7 separate regions of the Homo sapiens genome follow, and all the other regions are linked to region 1. Evidence: chromatin contacts called from ENCODE Hi-C or POLR2A ChIA-PET data. All regions are on one chromosome and are shown on one strand. Each heading gives the region's core, a stretch centred on a gene start or an enhancer-like site at or near the end of the contact. The rest is flanking DNA. Distances are from core to core; before and after follow the strand shown. Region 1 holds the start of DIPK2A (divergent protein kinase domain 2A). Region 2 holds the start of PLSCR2 (phospholipid scramblase 2). Region 3 holds the start of ATP1B3 (ATPase Na+/K+ transporting subunit beta 3). Region 4 holds the start of LNCSRLR (lncRNA sorafenib resistance in renal cell carcinoma associated). Region 5 holds the start of PLOD2 (procollagen-lysine,2-oxoglutarate 5-dioxygenase 2). Region 6 holds the start of RASA2 (RAS p21 protein activator 2). Region 7 holds the start of RNF7 (ring finger protein 7).

The links. Hi-C counts contacts between places; a loop is a spot of excess contacts on that map. ChIA-PET counts read pairs that join two places held with the same protein, here RNA polymerase II (POLR2A). Pooled maps may share reads with other maps.
Region 2: a map of B cell shows a loop between it and region 1 (23-fold over the local background). The contact joins the promoter of PLSCR2 here to the promoter of DIPK2A in region 1. A Hi-C loop is called at or near these places in 2 of 168 maps with a recorded cell type or tissue (B cell and naive thymus-derived CD4-positive, alpha-beta T cell) and 7 of 50 pooled maps. POLR2A ChIA-PET finds 5 or more read pairs at or near these places in 4 of 52 experiments (AG04449, CD4-positive, alpha-beta T cell, CD4-positive, alpha-beta memory T cell and 1 more).
Region 3: a map of OCI-LY7 shows a loop between it and region 1 (13-fold over the local background). The contact joins the promoter of ATP1B3 here to the promoter of DIPK2A in region 1. A Hi-C loop is called at or near these places in 3 of 168 maps with a recorded cell type or tissue (OCI-LY7, PC-9 and naive thymus-derived CD4-positive, alpha-beta T cell), 1 of 37 single-sample maps with no recorded cell type and 11 of 50 pooled maps. POLR2A ChIA-PET finds 5 or more read pairs at or near these places in 1 of 52 experiments (CD4-positive, alpha-beta T cell).
Region 4: a map of ovary shows a loop between it and region 1 (15-fold over the local background). The contact joins the promoter of LNCSRLR here to the promoter of DIPK2A in region 1. A Hi-C loop is called at or near these places in 1 of 168 maps with a recorded cell type or tissue (ovary) and 4 of 50 pooled maps. POLR2A ChIA-PET finds 5 or more read pairs at or near these places in 2 of 52 experiments (MCF 10A and activated T-cell).
Region 5: a map of endothelial cell of umbilical vein shows a loop between it and region 1 (10-fold over the local background). The contact joins the promoter of PLOD2 here to the promoter of DIPK2A in region 1. A Hi-C loop is called at or near these places in 8 of 168 maps with a recorded cell type or tissue (Calu3, MCF 10A, PC-9 and 5 more) and 22 of 50 pooled maps. POLR2A ChIA-PET finds 5 or more read pairs at or near these places in 7 of 52 experiments (A549, A673, HepG2 and 4 more).
Region 6: a map of B cell shows a loop between it and region 1 (6-fold over the local background). The contact joins the promoter of RASA2 here to the promoter of DIPK2A in region 1. A Hi-C loop is called at or near these places in 2 of 168 maps with a recorded cell type or tissue (B cell and naive thymus-derived CD4-positive, alpha-beta T cell) and 10 of 50 pooled maps.
Region 7: a map of B cell shows a loop between it and region 1 (21-fold over the local background). The contact joins the promoter of RNF7 here to the promoter of DIPK2A in region 1. A Hi-C loop is called at or near these places in 4 of 168 maps with a recorded cell type or tissue (B cell, naive thymus-derived CD4-positive, alpha-beta T cell and natural killer cell), 1 of 37 single-sample maps with no recorded cell type and 12 of 50 pooled maps. POLR2A ChIA-PET finds 5 or more read pairs at or near these places in 1 of 52 experiments (B cell).

Annotation. Positions count from the first base shown.
Region 1 is chr3:143,970,461-143,973,160 of GRCh38, reverse strand. DIPK2A (divergent protein kinase domain 2A) reads right to left here and starts at 1,338. Exons shown (of 3, transcript NM_173552.5): 1 at 172-1,338. The coding sequence starts at 828. RefSeq lists silencers at 13-252, 743-1,392, 1,723-1,772 and enhancers at 871-1,451, 1,503-1,592, 1,863-1,972, 1,452-2,032.
Region 2 is chr3:146,468,184-146,470,924 of GRCh38, reverse strand. PLSCR2 (phospholipid scramblase 2) reads left to right here and starts at 1,364. Exons shown (of 8, transcript NM_001395437.1): 1 at 1,364-1,430. RefSeq lists an enhancer at 1,306-1,375.
Region 3 is chr3:141,875,236-141,877,935 of GRCh38, reverse strand. It overlaps ATP1B3 (ATPase Na+/K+ transporting subunit beta 3), which reads right to left and starts at 1,293. Exons shown (of 7, transcript NM_001679.4): 1 at 1,026-1,293. The coding sequence starts at 1,134. RefSeq lists silencers at 499-1,068, 1,339-1,468, 2,339-2,398.
Region 4 is chr3:146,067,911-146,070,610 of GRCh38, reverse strand. It overlaps LNCSRLR (lncRNA sorafenib resistance in renal cell carcinoma associated), which reads left to right and starts at 1,426. Exons shown (of 2, transcript NR_146297.1): 1 at 1,426-1,792. It overlaps PLOD2 (procollagen-lysine,2-oxoglutarate 5-dioxygenase 2), which reads left to right. Exons shown (of 20, transcript NM_182943.3): 20 at 1-1,171.
Region 5 is chr3:146,159,842-146,162,812 of GRCh38, reverse strand. It overlaps PLOD2 (procollagen-lysine,2-oxoglutarate 5-dioxygenase 2), which reads left to right and starts at 1,629. Exons shown (of 20, transcript NM_182943.3): 1 at 1,629-1,932. The coding sequence starts at 1,824.
Region 6 is chr3:141,485,515-141,488,276 of GRCh38, reverse strand. RASA2 (RAS p21 protein activator 2) reads right to left here and starts at 1,250. Exons shown (of 24, transcript NM_006506.5): 1 at 1,061-1,250. The coding sequence starts at 1,193. RefSeq lists a silencer at 462-1,341.
Region 7 is chr3:141,736,967-141,739,666 of GRCh38, reverse strand. RNF7 (ring finger protein 7) reads right to left here and starts at 1,369. Exons shown (of 3, transcript NM_014245.5): 1 at 1,151-1,369. The coding sequence starts at 1,325. RefSeq lists enhancers at 218-896, 1,097-1,336, 897-1,576, 1,687-1,736, 1,777-1,826 and silencers at 897-1,076, 1,337-1,596.

The sequences.
Region 1 (2,700 bases), core at 89-2,588:
TCCCTGCACAGCCCCGGGGCTCCCCCGGAGACGCCCCTTCCCACGCCTGCAGCCTGGCCCAGCCCGGCCGAGTCCGAACTGGCGGCAAGCGCTGGCTGAGCCACTTCTCCCGACTCTGATTCCCACGCGCGGCCCCTCCCAGGACGCCCCCTGCCCTGGCTCCGCGCCTACCTGTAGCACCAGCGGCTCGGGGTTGAAGGCCAGGGTCAGCAGCAGCTGCATGCGCTCCGAGTCCTTGAGGTTGCGAAGCAGGAAGCTGCCCGAGTCCTTGGTCTCCGCGTAGCGGCGCACCAGGCGGTCGAGAAGGCGCTGCGAGGGGCAGTGCACCAGGTCCGACCAGCCCTCCACCGCCTCGGGCGTGAGCAGACGCACGTCGCCGTTGAGGCGCGCGAACTCGGTCCGGGGCATGGCCTGCAGCAGGTCGCAGCGGGGCCGGCCGGTGGCCCGCTTGCAGATGCTCTGGTCGAGCTGCGCCAGCTCGCGCTGCGAGCCGAGGCGCTTGAGCACCACTCGGCGGCGGCCGCCCTCGCGGGGCTCGCCGTACTGCGCGAAGTACACGTTCTTCACGTTGAGGAAGTCCAGCAGGCGCAAGCGGCCCCACGCCTCGAATACCACCTGCCCGTTGAGGAAGCGGCGGCACCAGCTCGTGCCGAAGCACGCCGGGCACTTATTGAGCTGCAGGAAGCGCCGGTCGGTCAGTTCGTTGCGCTGCCAAGAGGCGAGCAGCGACGGCGAGTGCAGCACCATCAGCACCAACAGGCTGCCCAGCGCCGCCAGCTTCAGCGAGCGGGACAGGCGGCCCAGCTTCGGGGGCACCAGGCGCCACATACCGCCCGCCCGCCCGCAACGGGAGGGCGAGGGCACCCCCGGGGCGCCCCCGCCGCGCCAAGACCCGGAGAGCTACCGGCAGGAACCCCGGGCGAGAGAAGGAGCTAGCGCGCGGGCTGGGGCGGAGGGCGGAGTAGGTGTGTGAGAGAGGAAGACGGGGAGCGGGAAGGCGCGGGCCTGAGCGGGCTGCGACTTCTCCCAGTCACTAGTCTCCACAACTCTCGAGCTCCCTCCTCCTAGCTCCCCGCCCTCCGACTCCGGCGGCGCCTCCTCCACGCCAGCCAAGTTATAGAGGAGCGGGAGGGGGAGGGAGCGCGGGGACCCGACGGTCGCGCGCCCGTGCCCGCGCGCACGCGCACTGCTGGCTTCGCACAAGAGCTGCGGCGGCAGCCAGCCACGACAAGTGGGGTCTGCGAGGAAAGGAGGGACTCACGGAAGGGGAAGAGGAGCTAGGATGTCTCACACCCACAAGCAGCAACGCACGTCTCAGAGCCGCACACCCTTGCTTGTGCGCGCTGGCTCTCCTGAGACCAAGAAGGGGAGCCGGGGGCGGGGCCAGAGGGGCGGAGCGAGCGCGTCGCGCGCCGCCCGGAAAGCGTAAGCGGGAGCTCGCGGGAGCGGGTGTGGGGGCGGTTCAGAGAGGGGGAAGCTCGGGCTCTTGAGGTGGGGGCATGAACTCGCGGTTTCTGGTTTCAGAAAGAGTCTTAATTACAGTCATCTTTTATGATTATTGTGGTTTACTGGTGCGTTCCTTTCACTATTGTGGAAACGGCCCTTTAAGGGAGGAGGGAATAAGAAGAAATGAACTGAGGAAGTCTATTGCAAATCCTTCCCTCTGGACGGCGCGCGAGGCGGAGGCAGAGCTGGCGCGATTGCCTCCCCTCGCCTTATATGGGTTGGGTGCGCGCCTGGGGGGTGGGGCGAGGCCGGGGAGTGCCCGACGGGGGCTTGTGTTCCCCTCAGCTCGTGCTCCTCGCGGTAGGGGGTGGGGCCTGTGAGGAAGACGGTGAGAAAGGCTCGAGTAGTGGCGGGTTTGTTGGAGCTTCATCTTTGGGGTTGTATCTGTAAAATCATTTAAAATTTTCTTGAGTGAGCACAAAATAAAGTTCTCAAGCCACCGTGTTAAAGGGAAAATAGGATGAAGGGGAACCGACGCGGCCTGGTGTCGCCAGGACGTCTGCCCCAAGCGCCGCGAAGAAGCCGGGAAGAGTTTGCCAGGCTTGCCTCTGCTGCCCGCCGGCTGCCCTAGCCCGTCCCCGGAGCCCTGCGGTTCCTCTCCGCAAAGCTGATTTCCCGGTGCCGCCCCTGAGGGTCCCTGAGGAGCGGGCCGCGAAGCGTTGCCCTGGCGGTAGCCATGGGGACCCGGGGCTGCTTGGTGCTCCGCACGGTCACGTTGACTCAGTCACCCCAGACTGCAAAAGTAAGGCGCAGATGCCGCACGAAAGCACTGTGTTTAGGGATAAGTTTCAGGGGACCCGGACTGTTTAGCAGTAGCGCTAGTAGATACATTATTATGCTATTCACTTTTAGTGCTAGAGTAGTTAAAATGAGAAGTGATTTTTAGTCTGAGGGACAGGTGGTTCCTGATACGTTATTAAACAACTGAGTCTTAACTGAGTTAATTTTAGGGCTTGAACAGTGCTTTTAGAAGACCATGGTAACTGGCATGTGTAGATCAACTCTACAGCGGGTTAATAAGAAACATCTATACCAGGTTATCAAAAGTAACAATACTTTCAGTATTGTTTAATTGTAACAGGTATTTGTTACAAATTCTTATAAGAACTCAGATTTTGAAAAAAAAACTTTGAGAAATTTAATAAATTCAAAATAGACGTGATTTTGTAACGATTTGCATTGAATACGGACAGA
Region 2 (2,741 bases), core at 115-2,614, 2.5 Mb before region 1:
ATCATAAAAATCCTCTGTGGTAGATACCATTACTACTCTCATTTTACCGATTAGAAAACAGGCAAAGAGATTGTCAAGTAATTTTCACAAGTCACAGGCACAGGAAGTAAAAAAGAAAGAATTCAAACTCAGGTAGCTCGATTTTCCTTCTTCCTTTTTCTATCTTATTTTCTCAATTTCTTTCTCCACCTTCCTCCCTTCCATTCCCTTTTTTCTTCCCTCCCCCCACCTCTCTTAGTGTGTCTTCAAATGTTTGTGTCAACCTTGGTTAGCAGGGTAATCGGGAGAACAGCACCGGGAATGGAGAGGGTGAGGTTTCATTTTTCTCCATATATGGTGTTATTGTTTGGAAGATCATGTGTTTTTGTTTGTTTGTTTGAGACGAGTCTTGCTCTCTCTCCCAGGCTGGAGTGTAGTGGCTGGATCTCGACTCACTGCAACCTCTGCCTTCCGGGTTCAAGCGATTTTTCTCCTGCCTCAGCCTCCCCAGTAGATGGGATTACAGGGGCACACCACCACACCTGGCTCATTTTTGTATTTTTAGTAGAGACGGGGTTTCACCATGTTGTCCAGGCTGGTCTTGAACTCCTGGTCTCAGGTGATCCGCCTGCCTCGGCCTCCCAAAATGCTAGGGTTTCAGGCGTGTAAATAAATTTTTAAAAAATCAGTAGAAACGTCAGTGCAATATGTATTTATTTATTGCATGAGGGTGTGCCAGTTGCAGGCACACCCTGAAAAATCAAAGGCGCGTCCTGAAAAATTAAACATTCTACACGCCTCATCATTTTCACTCTTAACTTAAAAATGCCTTTTGTTGGAAAGAAAAGGGAGAAGGGCAAGGGCTAGAGATAAAATAATCTCGACCGCTCCTCTTTTGTAGTCTAAGCTCCCTCACCTTGAAAAGCTACAGGCTTCTAAGGGATGGAGGTCAAGAGCAGAGTTAAGGAAGTTCCCGGGGTAGGCCACTCCCCGCCTGATGATTTTCCAGTTCCAGCTGGTGTCGACGTCCCAGTTCATCTGTGCCCTTAACCACCGGAGAAACGTTTCCGGAGTCTCTCCAAAGAGCAAAAAAGGGGACGGGGATGGGGAGAGGGAGACGGGACGGGCTGGGCGGCAGCTGCGCGTCGCACACGGCGTGGGGGGGTGGGTGCAGTCGCGCCCCCAGCTCGGCCGCGCTCCAGCAGCAAAGCCGGATCCTCTGAGCCCGCGCAGGGACCAGGGGAGGGAAGCCTTGTTGTACCCTTGGGGTCCAGAAACCTAAACTAGGGGCTGCTGCAGGTGTAGACTCTGAGGCTGGTCCAGGCCCCTTTTCCGCCGACTTCCGGGAGGGCTGTGCAACAGGTGTGCCTGGCAGTCACGGGGCAGACGGGAGGAAGCCACGCTAGGACCTCGGCTCGCTCAGGGCTGTGCGGGAGCAGCTGCAGCCACGGGTAAGGGGGCGGCTTTCTCAGTCGCCTCCCTATGGGACTGGGGTGTGCCTGGCTAGTGGGGACGATGCTCCGCCCCATAATTGTGTTTGCGTCAGAGGGCGGGGCAAGGGCCCAATGGGCCGCGGGAAGCGACACCTGAAGTGGAACGGAAACTCGGCAAGGGGCCCCAGGCGGCCCAGCTGTACCCTGGCTCACACCAGAACCGTTCGAATGACAAGGGGTGTCCTGCCTGAAAACGCCTTGCGGGGCTCAGCTTCCCCTTAGCTACACTGCTTTACAGGTAGAGAGCGGCCCTGAATCCTGGGCAGAGTCTGGGCTCAGGAGCATGTGCCAGCATAGTGGGGCTATTAGAAGGGACGGTTAATACAGCCTGCAAGCTGTCATTTATCAGTAAGTATTCAATGAAGTCCGCCAGGAGCCCACGTCTATGCTAGGCCCTCTACAATACCAGCTTAGGAAAGATAGTGGCGGTATGTAGCGCGGTTCCTAAGACCATTAGCTCCAGTCAGGCTCCCCGACTTTAAATTCGGCCTCTACTGCTTCACATCTGTGGACTGTCAGCCACTTTCTTCATATATGTTCTTTCCATTGCCTCATTTCTGAAATTGTGTAAGTATTAAATGAGCTACAGAGTATTACACTGAAATTTGGCACATTGGGAGAATGTGAGATTTTTTGTTTGTTTTTCAACGAAATAGGAACATAAATGCAACGGACATGAATCATGAATAATTTCAATTCAGCTAGTTACTGAGCTGTACAGCATTAAGTAAACATTTTATCTTTATGGGCTTAGTTTTCTCATTTATAAAGAAGAAAGGAAAACTCCTATTTGTGAGGGAGGTCTGGGTTGTTAGGAAAGGTTTTTGAGCAGTAATTAATGTGTGTTAATGTAAAGTTCTTAGAGCAGTGCCTGGCACTACAGAAAGTACTCAGTGAAAGTTAGCGTTTATTATTTTAAATATTTGACAAAGTCCCTGCCTCTCCAAGCTGACTCTCTGGTTCCCATGTGGTTTCATTCATTCACTGTTATTTCTGGAAGTCTTGGCATGGCCACTTGCCAGTTGCAGGAACAGGCAGTCGTTGTTTCTTCCCGCTTATGACACTGAGATACATGGTTAGTACCAGTGACACTTAGAAGTGTCAGGCGGTTTGGGGGCTCCTTTCTTTCTTGAACTTTTCCTAAGAGCAAACCTTTCTCTTATTGCCACCCTGATGTTTACAATAGAAGGGTTTTGAGCAATGAACAAGCACAAGGAAATGAAAAACACATACAAAGGAAAATGAGTGGATTGCTGCAGTTGGATAGAC
Region 3 (2,700 bases), core at 44-2,543, 2.1 Mb after region 1:
ACTCAGAAAGAAATGGTCTTTCAAGACCCACTAACAAAATGTTTCAAAAGGATTTAAAAAGGTAAAATTAGTTTACTTAAGTATAAAGGCAAAAAAAAAAAAAAGCTCTAGCCTGCATTCAGAGATTGATACAATTTTAGGAAAAAAAGGCATCCTAAAGCTACTCTACACGGTAGATGGTTTAAATATATTAAAACAAAGAGCTCACGCATAGAAAAAATCTGCTAACATACAACCATCACTCTCCTGTTTTGAAGACACGGGAAAAAAAAAAAAAACCTGTGTTGTTCAGACAGGATTTACTTTCCCCAAAGAAGCAAATTTGTAAGGAAGAAAACCTCTGTAATTAAAAAGGAATCCGGGAGGAACCAACCTTTTTAAGGGCCTTTTCACTGTCCAAATTCAAGTGCATTTTCTTGTACAATGTACTTCTGTGATTAACTCACCGCTACACGTTTAAGCAACCCACACCCACACTTAACACTCAGTCGCACTCTTCCGACCGGTCGGGGTGGCAGCGTGGACGAGTCACAAGATAGCGGCGGGAGTGGAAATTTCCTCTCCCCTGGAGTGGGGCAGGGTCTGGCTTCTCCGAACCGCTCAGCGGGCCGGGCGCCTCCGCCAGGGCCTCTCGGGCCGGAGCGCTCCGTACAAAGGAGGCCCGGGGGCTCGGCTCCTGCACTCTCGGGGCCCGGCTTCGGGCAGGGGTCCCCGGCTTCCGGCGCCGCGCCGGGCGGGAGGCCCGGGCAGCACGTGCGCCCCGCTCCCAGCAGGGAGGGAGGAACCAGCGCGGCCCGGCCGGGCTGCCCGCGGGCCCCGCTGCTTCGGGAGCGAGCTGCGGCCAGTCCGGCCGGCCCGGGGAGCAATGAATGGGGCCGCACTGCGCCGCCGCCGCCCGGGTTAGGGTCGGGCGGTCGGGAGCCCCGGCGCTGGGAGCCGCCTCCCGCCTTTCCGTTCCCACCAGACCGCGCCCGGCGCCCCCGGGACCGAGGCCGGCCCCGGACGCCCAGCTGCTGCCCGCTCACCCCAGCTCTTGGCGGTGCGCCCCAGGAATTCTCCGGTGGTCGGGTTGTAGATGAAGAGCTTCCACTCGGCCAGGCTCTGGTTGAGGGACTTCTTCTCGTTCTTCGTCATGGTGTGCGCGCGGACGGCGAGAGGAGCTGCGGCCGCGGGGATGGAGGCGGCGAGGGCTGCGGAGGCGCGTCCCGGCTCCGGCGGCGCAGCCCGGAGACGGCAGTGAAGGGTGGGACGGCCGAGAACACCTCCTCGTTACGGGGAGTACTCGAGCCGACTGCGCCGCGCCGCGCCGGGCGGCCGCTTGGGCCGCGGGAGCCTGACGTCTCCGCCCGCCGCAGCCAATCCCCGCGCCGCTCGGCCCGCGCCGCTGCCGCCTCCCGCCAGCGGCCGGGGCGCTGCCTGAGGCGGCGAGGGCGCCCCACCCCGCCCCGGCCCCGCCCCGCAGTAGCCTCGGGGGCTCCCTCAGCCTGGGTCAGAGGAAGCGAGAAGAAAGTCTAAAAATCCGAAGGTTTAGTCGCACGCACGTTTATAATAATAGCAAAAGGCGGGCGTCCCCGCGCCGCAGGTTGCTTAGGAGGAGGACTGGGTTTCCTGGGCGTTCCTGGGCGCCGGGGCGCTGAGAAGATGCTACCCGCGGCGGGCGGGTGCGGAGAGCACGAAAACGACTCCAGTCGGCCCGCGGCTTCCTCTCTGAGGGAACTTAATCGTCCCCTCCCCGAACTGCCTCCCCGACCGTCCCCAGGCGTTCTCTGGGCTCTGTGACGTTCCTACAGGACGCTCTCTGGGCTCTGTGACGTTCCTACAGGACGCTCTCTGGGCTCTGTGACGTTCCTACAGGACGCTCTCTGGGCTCTGTGACGTTCCTACAGGACGCTCTGCGGGGGATCGCGCGGGGCTCCCACAATGTACACGGTGCACTGCTGTTCTGAGAACGTCCTCGCTTGGCTCCCTTGAAGGGTTCAACCGGGAGCCTCGGGTCAATGGGAATTCCGTTCTAAATATGCCAGTGAATGGAGTATAATTTTTCTCGGGATTCAGTTGAATTTATCAATGAAATCTAAATACGTGCTTTCCCAAGGGTCCTGGCAACTGAAAGCTCCCAGCTTTTGCCCAGACGCTCCTACTCTTAACCCACAGGAAAGGAACACTCGTTGGAGGGTCCACGCCTGTGTAGTGTCGCCGGCTTTTCATCTCCCCTGTAGAGATCGCGGCCCTTGGGCGGAGCTGAGGGTGCCGGTAGCGTTTTCCTCCGCGAGATGGAGCTGACGAGTACGGGAGGGGGGGTGCCCTCAGACTCAGCGACAGGATAAAAGACTTTATAGGAATTTGCACAGAAGGTGCGGGGTGGGGGAGGTTGTTGTTGTTGTTGTTTATTTATTTATTTTTAGAAAAAAGCTCTGCCTCCGTTTTATTAGCAAATAAAAATTATGGAGAAATGTAATAGCCATCTTATTGTTTGGAGTGATGAATTATAATCTGTCTGGAAGTTTAAACAGCCTGCAAATGGATGAATTTTCCTTTTTCCTCACTTTTCTTACCAAAGCAAGAAATAATGAATTATACCTCCCACAAATGGAAAAGTGGTAAAATATATTCCTATAAAGTGCTTTTTTCACGCTTAAAAAAGCTAAATTTATAATTATGACATTGAAAATAACCAAAATCCATTTACGTTTTGAGCTA
Region 4 (2,700 bases), core at 177-2,676, 2.1 Mb before region 1:
AACAGAACAACTTCACTTTGGGCCAAACATTTGAAAAACTTTTTATAAAAAATTGTTTGATATTTCTTAATGTCTGCTCTGAGCCTTAAAACACAGATTGAAGAAGAAAAGAAAGAAAAAACTTAAATATTTATTTCTATGCTTTGTTGCCTCTGAGAATAATGACAATTTATGAATTTGTGTTTCAAATTGATAAAATATTTAGGTACAAATAACAAGACTAATAATATTTTCTTATTTAAAAAAAGCATGGGAAGATTTTTATTTATCAAAATATAGAGGAAATGTAGACAAAATGGATATAAATGAAAATTACCATGTTGTAAAACCTTGAAAATCAGATTCTAACTGGATTTGTATGCAACTAAGTATTTTTCTGAACACCTATGCAGGTCTTATTTACAGTAGTTACTAAGGGAACACACAAAGAATTACACAACGTTTTCCTCAAGAAAATGGTACAAAACACAACCGAGGAGCGTATACAGTTGAAAACATTTTTGTTTTGATTGGAAGGCAGATTATTTTATATTAGTATTAAAAATCAAACCCTATGTTTCTTTCAGATGAATCTTCCAAAGTGGATTATATTAAGCAGGTATTAGATTTAGGAAAACCTTTCCATTTCTTAAAGTATTATCAAGTGTCAAGATCAGCAAGTGTCCTTAAGTCAAACAGGTTTTTTTTGTTGTTGTTTTTGCTTTGTTTCCTTTTTTAGAAAGTTCTAGAAAATAGGAAAACGAAAAATTTCATTGAGATGAGTAGTGCATTTAATTATTTTTTAAAAAACTTTTTAAGTACTTGAATTTTATATCAGGAAAACAAAGTTGTTGAGCCTTGCTTCTTCCGTTTTGCCCTTTGTCTCGCTCCTTATTCTTTTTTTGGGGGGAGGGTTATTTGCTTTTTTATCTTCCTGGCATAATTTCCATTTTATTCTTCTGAGTGTCTATGTTAACTTCCCTCTATCCCGCTTATAAAAAAATTCTCCAACAAAAATACTTGTTGACTTGATGTTTTATCACTTCTCTAAGTAAGGTTGAAATATCCTTATTGTAGCTACTGTTTTTAATGTAAAGGTTAAACTTGAAAAGAAATTCTTAATCACGGTGCCAAAATTCATTTTCTAACACCATGTGTTAGAAAATTATAAAAAATAAAATAATTTTAGAAAGTTTTGTTGTTCTATTATTGGTGTTTATCTTCCAACGTGAATACATGATGGAATTGTCTGAAAGAATGAAGCCTTTGATTTTTCATTTTGCTTAGTAGATTTAATGATATACGAAACTATTGAATTATAAATGAAATTATAAAATCTTCAATTTTAGGATGACTAGGGATTTGATCTAACTCGTTTTCCAAGTGAGAAAATAGAAGCCAAATGTTATTCAATATAGGTTTATTTGTTTATTAATATTTTCTGGGTCTCTATTATGGGTCAGGCACTGTTCCAGGCACCAAGGATATGTTGATGAAGAAGACATTATAGTCACTGTGAGATGGACTTAAAAAGATAAGGAAGTTGGTTCTACTCCTGTTCTCTTCTTTGGCGACACTTAATACCCAAAGAAAATTTCTACTATCCATCAACTAGGATAAGGAGACATTTTAGTAATGATTTGTGAATTATGTTACTGTACATCAGGAATGGTTTTCAAAATATGTAACACCTGGTATGATGTAGATGCCAACTCATCGGAACAGACTCTGGTTATAAAAGCAGATCGGTTCGTTCCTACCAGTGCAAGCCAGCTTAATATCTCTTGTGGTACAGTTCAAAGACATCTCCCAGGTACTAGTTATTTTCCATTTTGGTATCCATGGGTGGTTACTTAGCATAACTATTTCAGTCTCATGCCATGTTTTCAGAAATGGGATCCAGGTAGTCTATTGAGCACAGTTTTTTTGTCTTTCCTCTTATCCTACATTCCATGAAATAATATAAAATGTAGCTTTAAAAAGATGATTCATAATTACTGAGAGAAAATTAGAAAAATTCCCATAAGTAGATTAAAAAATTTGAAAAACGGAAAACGAGTAGAATTGGAAGGATGGAGAAAAATACAGCTTGAAACACACAGAGCAGAAGATACAGAAAGTACATCTATTGTTTGATTCATTCATTTTATGCAATATAATAAAGGCTTTTTAAAAAAAATACACACACACACCCATATATATAAACAATTATCCCCTGAATAATATGGGCGTTAGAGGCACTGATCCCCATGCAGTCGAAAATCCACATGTACCTTTTGACTCCCTCAACACTTATCAACTAATAACCTACTGTTGACTGGAAGCCTCACTGATAACATAAACAGCTGATGAACATTTATTTTATATGTTATATGCATTATACACTGTATTGTTACAATAAGCTAGAGAAAACGTTATTTAAAAAATTATAAAGAAAGATAAAATATATTTACTATTCATTAAGTGGAAGTGGATCATCATAAAGGTTTTCATCCTTGTTGTCTTCGCGCTGAGTAGGCTGAGAAGGAAGGGGAAGAGGAAGGGTGTCTCAGGGGTGGCAGAGACAGAAAAAACCGGCATACACATGAGCCCGCGTAGTTTAAGCACATGTAGTCCAAGGGCTTATTGTGTATCTGCAACAATCAGATATCTCTGACAGATGAACCTGATAAAGTCACACTATTTAGAGTATGATACCATTTATGTTAAAAACAAAATACT
Region 5 (2,971 bases), core at 380-2,879, 2.2 Mb before region 1:
TCCAAGTTCTTAAAGATACTGGAGAACCAAGGAAGCAAGAAGTCAAGTTCAAGGAGTTTGGCAATTGCAGGTTTGGCTTTCTGGAGACAGATCTGGCCAAAACACCAGCCATTCCTAGCAGAGTCCTTGGACTCAGAGGACTGATGCTGTTTGCTTTGTGCCTAGTTTTATGAAGCTGTACTTGCCACACATGAAAGGCTGTTATTAAGGAATCCATCTTTTAGCTTTTTTTTTCCCCTTCAGACTAAATAAACCTTATTTCATTCTTCTCACAGGTCATAGTTTCCACTTCTTTAATTATTTGTTACTCTTCTCAGAACTTTCTCCAGTTTTCCTCTTCTTTTAAAAAACTGAGACCAAACCTTCAAAACAGAGTAATAACTGGCTTAGTTCTGGGCACAGGAAATGATTCTTTCTAAAATGTCACATCCCAGGCAAGATTTCTTTGCAGGGTTTTCCACCTGTTTTTAATGCTATCAAGATGAAAGCATTAAGTTCATGTTATCTTGATATGTTAATTTTAGACAAAACGTGATCATAATGGAACACATTTTTCCATAATTTTCTGTCTTAATTTCAAAGGCCCAGAGTTATAACGGGTGTTGTCTCGATTCTGTTTTTTTCTAATTTCACGAAAATTTAGGCAGGAGATTCCAGAATGGTAGCAGTTTGGTTCTCTTTCTCCTATAAAATAGCTTATGTCATTAAATGTATGAGGCAAAACTGTCAAGCTTTTTTCTTAATTGTGCTTTTGCTCCCACTCATTCCAACAAGTTAAACCCTTGGCTAGTTAAAATGTGAGAACAGAAAAAAGGGAATTTTCTTAGACATCAGTCAAAAGTGGAAGCAGTGGGGGCCAAGGCTCAGAGATCTCGACCTCTCCGACCACGTCTTTGGGAGTAATTTTCCATGCGGACTGGAGCACGATCTTGTAAGCACAGCCCCGGCATTACACACGTTGGGCTCCGATTCCGCAGGATTTACAAGCCTCATTACTGGAAAGAGTCTAAGGCTCTCTTGGCACAAGCGGCGGAGCAAGAAATGTTCACTGGACAATAAAACTTTCGGTTTACGGAGTAAAATAAAATCACGGCCTTCCTTTTACAGGGTGATGAACCTGCCCCTGAATTAATGAGGGGCGATCCATTTCCATGGCTTAAGAGTCTGGCGAGGTCCCAGTCAGCCAAGATTGCCGCAGATTTGCAGTCACTTCAGACTGGGTGGAGTATCCAAGTCCATAGAAGAGCAAATTCTCACCCTTCGAGGCTGCTGTGGAAGCTACCGGGGCTGGGACAGCAGAGAGGAACCCAGACGGGAACACCGCCCTCCCGCCAGACTCCCGGCGGCTCCTCCTCCCTCTCCCAAACCCACTCCCAAAGCTAAGTGCAGGCTTCCCCGTTCCAGCCAGAAGCGCTGCGTGAGCCTCCACACGTAGCCGCAGGCAGCTCCTTAAATAGCGTCCGCGCTGAGCAAACAGTCCAGACGTGGGGCCCAGGAGGGCGAGCTGAGGCGACCGCACCGGGCGCGCAGCGGCGGCGGGTCAGCCGGCGGCCAATAGCCAGGGCGCGGCCCGCCCCGTCGCCTCCCCTCGGGGAGCCTATAAGGCCTCCGCAGCGCCCCGGGCGCCTGCTGCTCCGTGCCTCCACCGACGACCTCACTCAGCTGCGTTACGCGCCGCTCCGGCTGCCGGCCGCGCGCCTTGCCCGCCGGCTCCCGCCCGCAATCGGCGGCTCAGGGCGGACCCGGGTCTCTGCGTTCTCGCGAGAAGCGCGGCGCTGCGGGGCCGTGGGCGCCTGAGCCCGCGCGGCCCTCGAGGGCCGAATATGGGGGGATGCACGGTGAAGCCTCAGCTGCTGCTCCTGGCGCTCGTCCTCCACCCCTGGAATCCCTGTCTGGGTGCGGACTCGGAGAAGCCCTCGAGCATCCCCACAGGTGAGCACCCCGCGGTCCGCCGCTGTCCCGCGAGGCTCGGCCGGCGGGGGGGCAGTTCATTCATCCACCAGCCCTTCCGCGGGGCTGGCCAGGTGAGTAGTGGGGGCCTGTCCCTCCTCTCCAGGACCGCCGGGGTCTTCCCCAGAATTGCGGTCGGGCGGCGCTGGTCCCTGGGGAAGTGTAGGGGCACCCGCCCTCGTTGACTCCTTGGAGTTCTCGGTGAACTCAGCGTGCCCGAATTTCCCTGCAGAACAAGTTGGAGTTTCCTTTTGGACTTGCAGGTCATGGGCACCAACACCTTTCCTGCAGCTCTCCTTTCCCCTCCTTTCCGAGAGTTGGCATGGATTTATCCTTGATGGACGAGGCAGTACTCCTTCTGTGACCTAAACACGGGGCTTAGTGTACTTTCTAATTGATGGTGACACATTCCTTCCAGCACCCCAGGAAGCAGCCGGTAACACCTCCCTCTTGCCAAAAACAACGCTCGCTCGAAAACCTTAGTTGTTTTCAGTAAGGCTGCCTGGCTACCCAGTACCTCCAGGCGGCAGCTTTCTTCCTTTGGGATCTGAAGGGGAAGCTGTGGACACACAGCTGCTCCCCTTACCTACCCTTTTCTTGAGCCCGGTGCTGTCTCTCGTTTTCAGAAGCTGTGTAAAACAAAACGTTTTATATTTAGCCAGATTAAAGAGAGTTTCACCACGTCTGTCTAAACATGCTTTGCTGCCTTTTGTGGCACATGAAAAATCCTTGGAGTTTTCCACATTTGTGCTCTTTGTGCTCAACTCTCTGAAATTAGATCTTGCATTTAAATGACCTTCTAATGTCCTTTTTGTTTTGTTTTGTTTTTTGTTAAGTCATCTTGGCACCATTTTTTCCCCCAAGTTTATAATAGAGTGCTTTTCTACTTGAACTTTTCTTAAGCCTAAGGACAGAAATTTCTATTTCAGAGTTACATTCAGAAAGTGACATTTGGTTTGCAGTCCAGCTAATCCATGTAGCGATAGTTTTGTCTTCATCTTTAAGTGTTTCAGAAAGCGTC
Region 6 (2,762 bases), core at 1-2,500, 2.5 Mb after region 1:
AAGAAAATAATGCTAATTTTCGACAAATGCAAAAATAAATGTTATTGATCTCTCTTACAAACAGAAAACAAAAAGCACTTCATCTAAATAAACCACTGTGAAAAAAAAAATGGCAACCTGACACCAAAGGGTCGTTTTTAAAACTAAAATGTTCAAATGACAGAACTCAAATAATCTGTCCACAGTAATGCTCGGACAACTCTGAGCAAAATTTCGTATTTAGTCAACTGGTAGGCTCGCTCACTAAAGTAGCAATTACACGCATGAGAAGGAAGGGAATTAAGCGGGCTGAGTGCGGGCTGGGTGATTGTGTTTTGAGACCTGCTCACAGGAAGCCACTACATCCTGCCTTTAGTCCCGCCTGTCACGCCGTCCCTCGATTCAAGTCCCGGCCGCAGCGAGGTGGGGCAAGTACAGGTGTCCCGCCGAGCTCCTCCCGGGGCGCTCACCCGCGAACAGACCGCGCGGTAGCCACTCGGGCCCCAGGGCGGCCCGTTTCCTGCAGCTCAGGGCGCCTTTTTCAACCTCTCCCAGGCTCGCCGAGCCCAGGAAACGAACAGCCCCCTCCCCTCGGGCCAGCCCCACTTCCCAGCCCGCCACCTCCTCGGGCCGCGCCTCCGTATAATTACTGCTCGGCTCCCACCGCGGGGCCACTCCCCAGCGCCCGCAGCCGCGCGAAGGCCTGAGTCTGAGGGCGGCCGGAAGCTCCTCACGCCCCCGGACCGCGCCCCCGGCCGCGCCCCGGACTCCAGCGTCCCCGCGTCCAGGCCGCTCCCCACGACCGAGCCCCTCACGCCGGCGCAGCCCGGGCTCTCCCACCCCAGGCCCATCTCCAGCTCCCACTCCCTCCGGAGAGCAGCAGCCCCGGCCCACGCCGCCCCGTCGAGGCGACGCCGCCCCCCAACACACCCCCTTCCAGCCTCAACCGCGCCCGGCCCAGGCCCCCTCCCGGGCCCGCGATCCCAGCGCAGCTCGGCGCCGCCACCGCCGCGAACCCGCCGCCCCCTCAGCCTCGCGCCCAGCGCCGCCAGGGCGTCCCCTCAGCCCAGCCCCCGCTTACAGATCTTGCCCCGCAGGCTCTGCAACACTCGAACCTCGCGACTGTCCTGGTCCCCGGCCTCGGGCTCTGCAGTCGCACTCGCCGCTGGCGCCTCGGAAGAAGCCGCCGCAGCAGCAGGCGCCGCCGCCGCCATGGTGCCGCCCGGCCCGTGCCGCAGCCCTGCCGCCTGCGTAGCCGGGCGAGGCGGAGCCCAGCAGCGGCCTAGGCCCAGGCCAGCCGCGCGCCTGGCCCCGCCCCCGGGCCTCGGCCCGACTCGCCCCGCCCCGCCCCGCCCGCCGCGGCCCCGCCCCCGCCCCCCCCGGGTCTCCATTCACCGCCTTCGCCACCCCCGAGCCGGGCTACCCTGCAGAGAACCGTACTCCCGGCTTGGGGCGCTGGCTAAGGGTAGCTCCCAGTCGTGGCTCTGAGCGGCCTTAAAATCCCCACCAGGAGAACGCCCCGGCCCTCCCGTGATCCCTAAATCCTCCCGGGAATTGGGCTCCCCCAATGAATAGACCTGCACATCTCCTAACGCTCGCGGGAAATACAGGCCCTTCCCAATCAGGGAAACTCCCTGTGGGAAGAAAATAGAATGGAATTTGGCAGGTGGGTGGACCTCAAAAGTATCTTATTCAAAAGGAGGCAAGAGATGCATTTGAGGCTCTTCCAGTATTATCCAAATACTCCCCGCCAGCAAGCCAAACTCCTCCCACACAAATACTCTTTACTAGGACCAATTCTCTGCAAAACCTGGTTCAAGAAAAGGACCAGCCACCCCCAACTCCAGCGTGAGTGCAGTGCCTGAGACCCTCTCATAGAGAAATTCTGAAGCATTTACCATCACTTTTGTATTTCAGGAACAGAAAAAGCAAAGAAGGGCTCCCCCCCGCCACCGCCACCACTACTAAAAGTTGGCTTTGTTAAAAAGTTGACTGACCCTAGGAAATGTGTAAATCTTTGACTAATTGTTAGCTTTATTTCAAGGGAACTCTTTACAGTGAGTAAACTGCATGAATAATACCCTGGTATGTGATGAGGAAGACAATTTCCTGGTGTTGAGGTTGTTAACTACGCTGCCCTAAGAAGGAAGAAACTGTGACTTAATCGGGCAGGGTAATTCTTTTCCAGGGCAACAACAGGAATAAGCCAGTCAGTCAACAAATATTTTTTGAGGGTCAGACATAGTGATGGCCTCAGACCTCAGAGACTACACAAAGGTCAAGATGAAGAGAGCTCCAGCTCATTCTGGAGGGAGACACAGAAAAGGCCAGAGGCACTGGGAGATAAGAAATAGGACGGGGAAACCTGAAAACTGAAGACAAACGCGCCGCCTGTGCAAAGGCTGGACAGCCCCAGAGAATGGTCAGAGTTTAACATGGACCTGGCCAGCGAAGCTTCCAGTTCTGCCTGTGTTGCAGGTGACTTCTATTTCCCCATGTGATCTTTACACTTGTTGGATAAAGTGAACCACTTCCTCTTATATGAATGTTTTGCTGTCATTTCAAACATAAGTCCAAAACTTAATTTCCTGTCTCCCTTTCCAAATCTGAGTTCACATCTTATACTGTTACTCAGGCCAGAAACTTTGACTTTTTCTTATCCCTTGTCCCAATGCTGTTTTCAGTTGCCACATCCTTCTGACTCTGCTGAAATCTCTTCCTTCCTTTCCATTCTCTGTCATTGCCCTTGTTAAAATTATTCTCATTTAAAGAGTATCAACGTG
Region 7 (2,700 bases), core at 120-2,619, 2.2 Mb after region 1:
TCTCTTGATTCTGGTATGTTTACAGTCTCACCCCCCTTAAGGTGAGCAATTCTCTGTATGTTCTCCAATTCTCTCATTTTTCAAGACAAGTCACAGTTTTCAAACGATAGAAATGTCCGTTTTCTTTAACTACCCTCAATAAAGAATTCCACTGAAGAGGGTCTCATAGTAATTTTAAATGCCCTATCTGAAAATACAACTTGCATTTAAATAGCACCTGCTTTTCAAAGTGGTCTGAGTTCTTAGAACCATATAAAATATAACAAGATTAAGCTGTTCTGAAAAGTTTCACTTGGTCTAATATTTTAACTCAAAATATCACAGAAAGAAGACATATTTGTAAGAGGGTTCTCCACAAAGGCATGACTCAGAGCAGCACAGTATCTTCTCCAGGAAATGGCATCCAATATGGAGAGGGGGGTGTGATGGAGGTGAAGTTTTACGTTTCTGAAAAAAGGGCTTACAATTCTTCAGCTTCCATGAAACTTAGATATTCTTGAACCACACTGTTCCCTTCAAGCCACGCTAGTGCTATCTGACCCGTCTTAAATCAATCCAGATTTAAAAGCCATTCGAAGAGCGGCGGTAAGCTAATCCGGAAATGCAATGGCTATGAACACTTTCCTGCGTCCCTCGAGGAGAACTAAGGGTGTCGTTTTGTGGAAGATGACTCTGGAGCATCACTTTGGTGGTGACCAAGACTATTAAAGTTCACTGCTGAATCACGGCCTTTACCCTGACCACCTTGTGTTGAGCTTTTAGAGGTGGGGCTGGGGCTGGACACACAAACCGAAGTGTTTCCTGCTAGTTCCCAACAATCACCCGGTTTTACTTTCTTGGTCACACCCATCACTACCTGAAATTACCTTGTTTAACTCCGTTTATTGCCCGTCTCTCTCCCTAGAACACCAACCACCCGGCGCAGGGCGCCTGTTGCACAACCCCGCAGCCCCAGGCGGCGGCCGCAGCCCTCAGGAGCCGCAGCAGGAGCGTGGCTCCGCGTTCCTCCGGCGCCGGGGCAGGGCGACCTCCACCCACTCTCCCAGGCAGGGCACTTTCCGAGGCTTCTGACGGACGCCCGTCCCTTCCCAACCCCGAGGTCGGCTCCCGGAGGCCGCAGGGCGGCCCTGGACTCGCGTGCAGCGCTTACCCATCACCTGGACCCTGCAGATGGCGCACGTATCGCACTCCACGTCCCAGCTCCACATGGCCACCGCGTTCCACTTCTTGAGGGAGAACATCTTGTCGCCTCCCGACTTGGAGCCTGAGCTCCCGGAGTGAGAGGCCAGGGCGCAGGTTTCCTCTCCGTCTTCCACGTCGGCCATGGCGGCGCCGCGGAGCCGACGGCGGAGACGTTGGCTTGGGGAAGGCGGAAGGCTAGGGCGGCTCTGTGGAGCCGCCCGACGGGCCACAGCGCCGCCCGCAGGCCGCCAGCCACCGTGGTGCCTAGACCCCGGCTGCCCACGATTGGCTGGCGCGGCACAGTGACGTCACCTGACGCCAGCGCCAGGGGGGCGGGCAGGCCCCGCCCTCGCCGTCCTAGGCCAACTGAGAGGGCTCGGGCCCTTATGGGGCGACGCCGCTGAATCTGCCTGCTGCGCTGCGGGGTGTTACGTCTGAGCAGGCGCACAGATTGTGCAGGGATATGTGTCCTGCTTTACGGCTTCATTAAACCTACTGCTCTCAGAAATTATCTTGTTAATTTATTCGTTTGTCTCTTCCCTCCCAAATGTAAAACTCTATCAGAGCAGGAAACATGTTGCTATCACCACATTATCCTCCGTATCTGCAAAATGCCTGGCCACAGGAGGCACAATTATTTGTTGAGTGAATAAATGATCTTAAAGATCTAGAAATCTGGTTCAGTGATTCTCAAAACTTTTTGGTCCCAGGACTCCTTTTCACTTAAAAATTATTAGGACCTTAAAGAACTTTTATTTATGTAGGAAATGTGTAAATATATATATATATACACACACACATATTATGTATGAATATATATACACATATACAATGAATATATGTATATTCATATATACATACATTTCCTGTATATGTATACACACATATGTAGAGATTAATGTTTGCTTTTGAAGAAATTAAAACATTTTAAAATGTATTCATTAAAAATCACAGTAGTAACCTCATTACAGGTTATCATTAGAGGGATGACTTCACATACCATGTAGTTGCTAGAAACTCCGGTGTACACTCGTAGAATGAGAGTGAAAAGAGAGAAATAGCTCTAAATATTGTTAGGCAACTAGTTTGCCCTCTTTTGACCGCTAAAAGAGGTCGGGATCCCAGGAGTCCCGGTGTGTGGCGACACAACCCACACTTATTTTTCAGGCCCCGCTCCCTCAGCTGCACAGTCTCCATTCCTTCTGCTCAGTACATTTGAGCTAGTTTAACTTCCTCTTTTTATATGTAGGACTAATGAGGTCTGAAGAAGTGAAATGACAAAGATCACATCGTTATTATAGTAGTGCTTCTACGGCTAGCCCACCATCACATGTGTTTCCAAGAAAGCCGGTATCTCCATTGAAAAGAAAACAGAAGCACAGCCAGCCTAAGGAGATGCCTGACCCCACCATCACCTAGTGGTGGACAGCTACTCTGTCAAGTTTGGATTCTGAGCCTCTCCCCATCCCCTCATTTCCTGATACCTGGGCAAAAGCTAACCAGACTAATGGAGCCTGG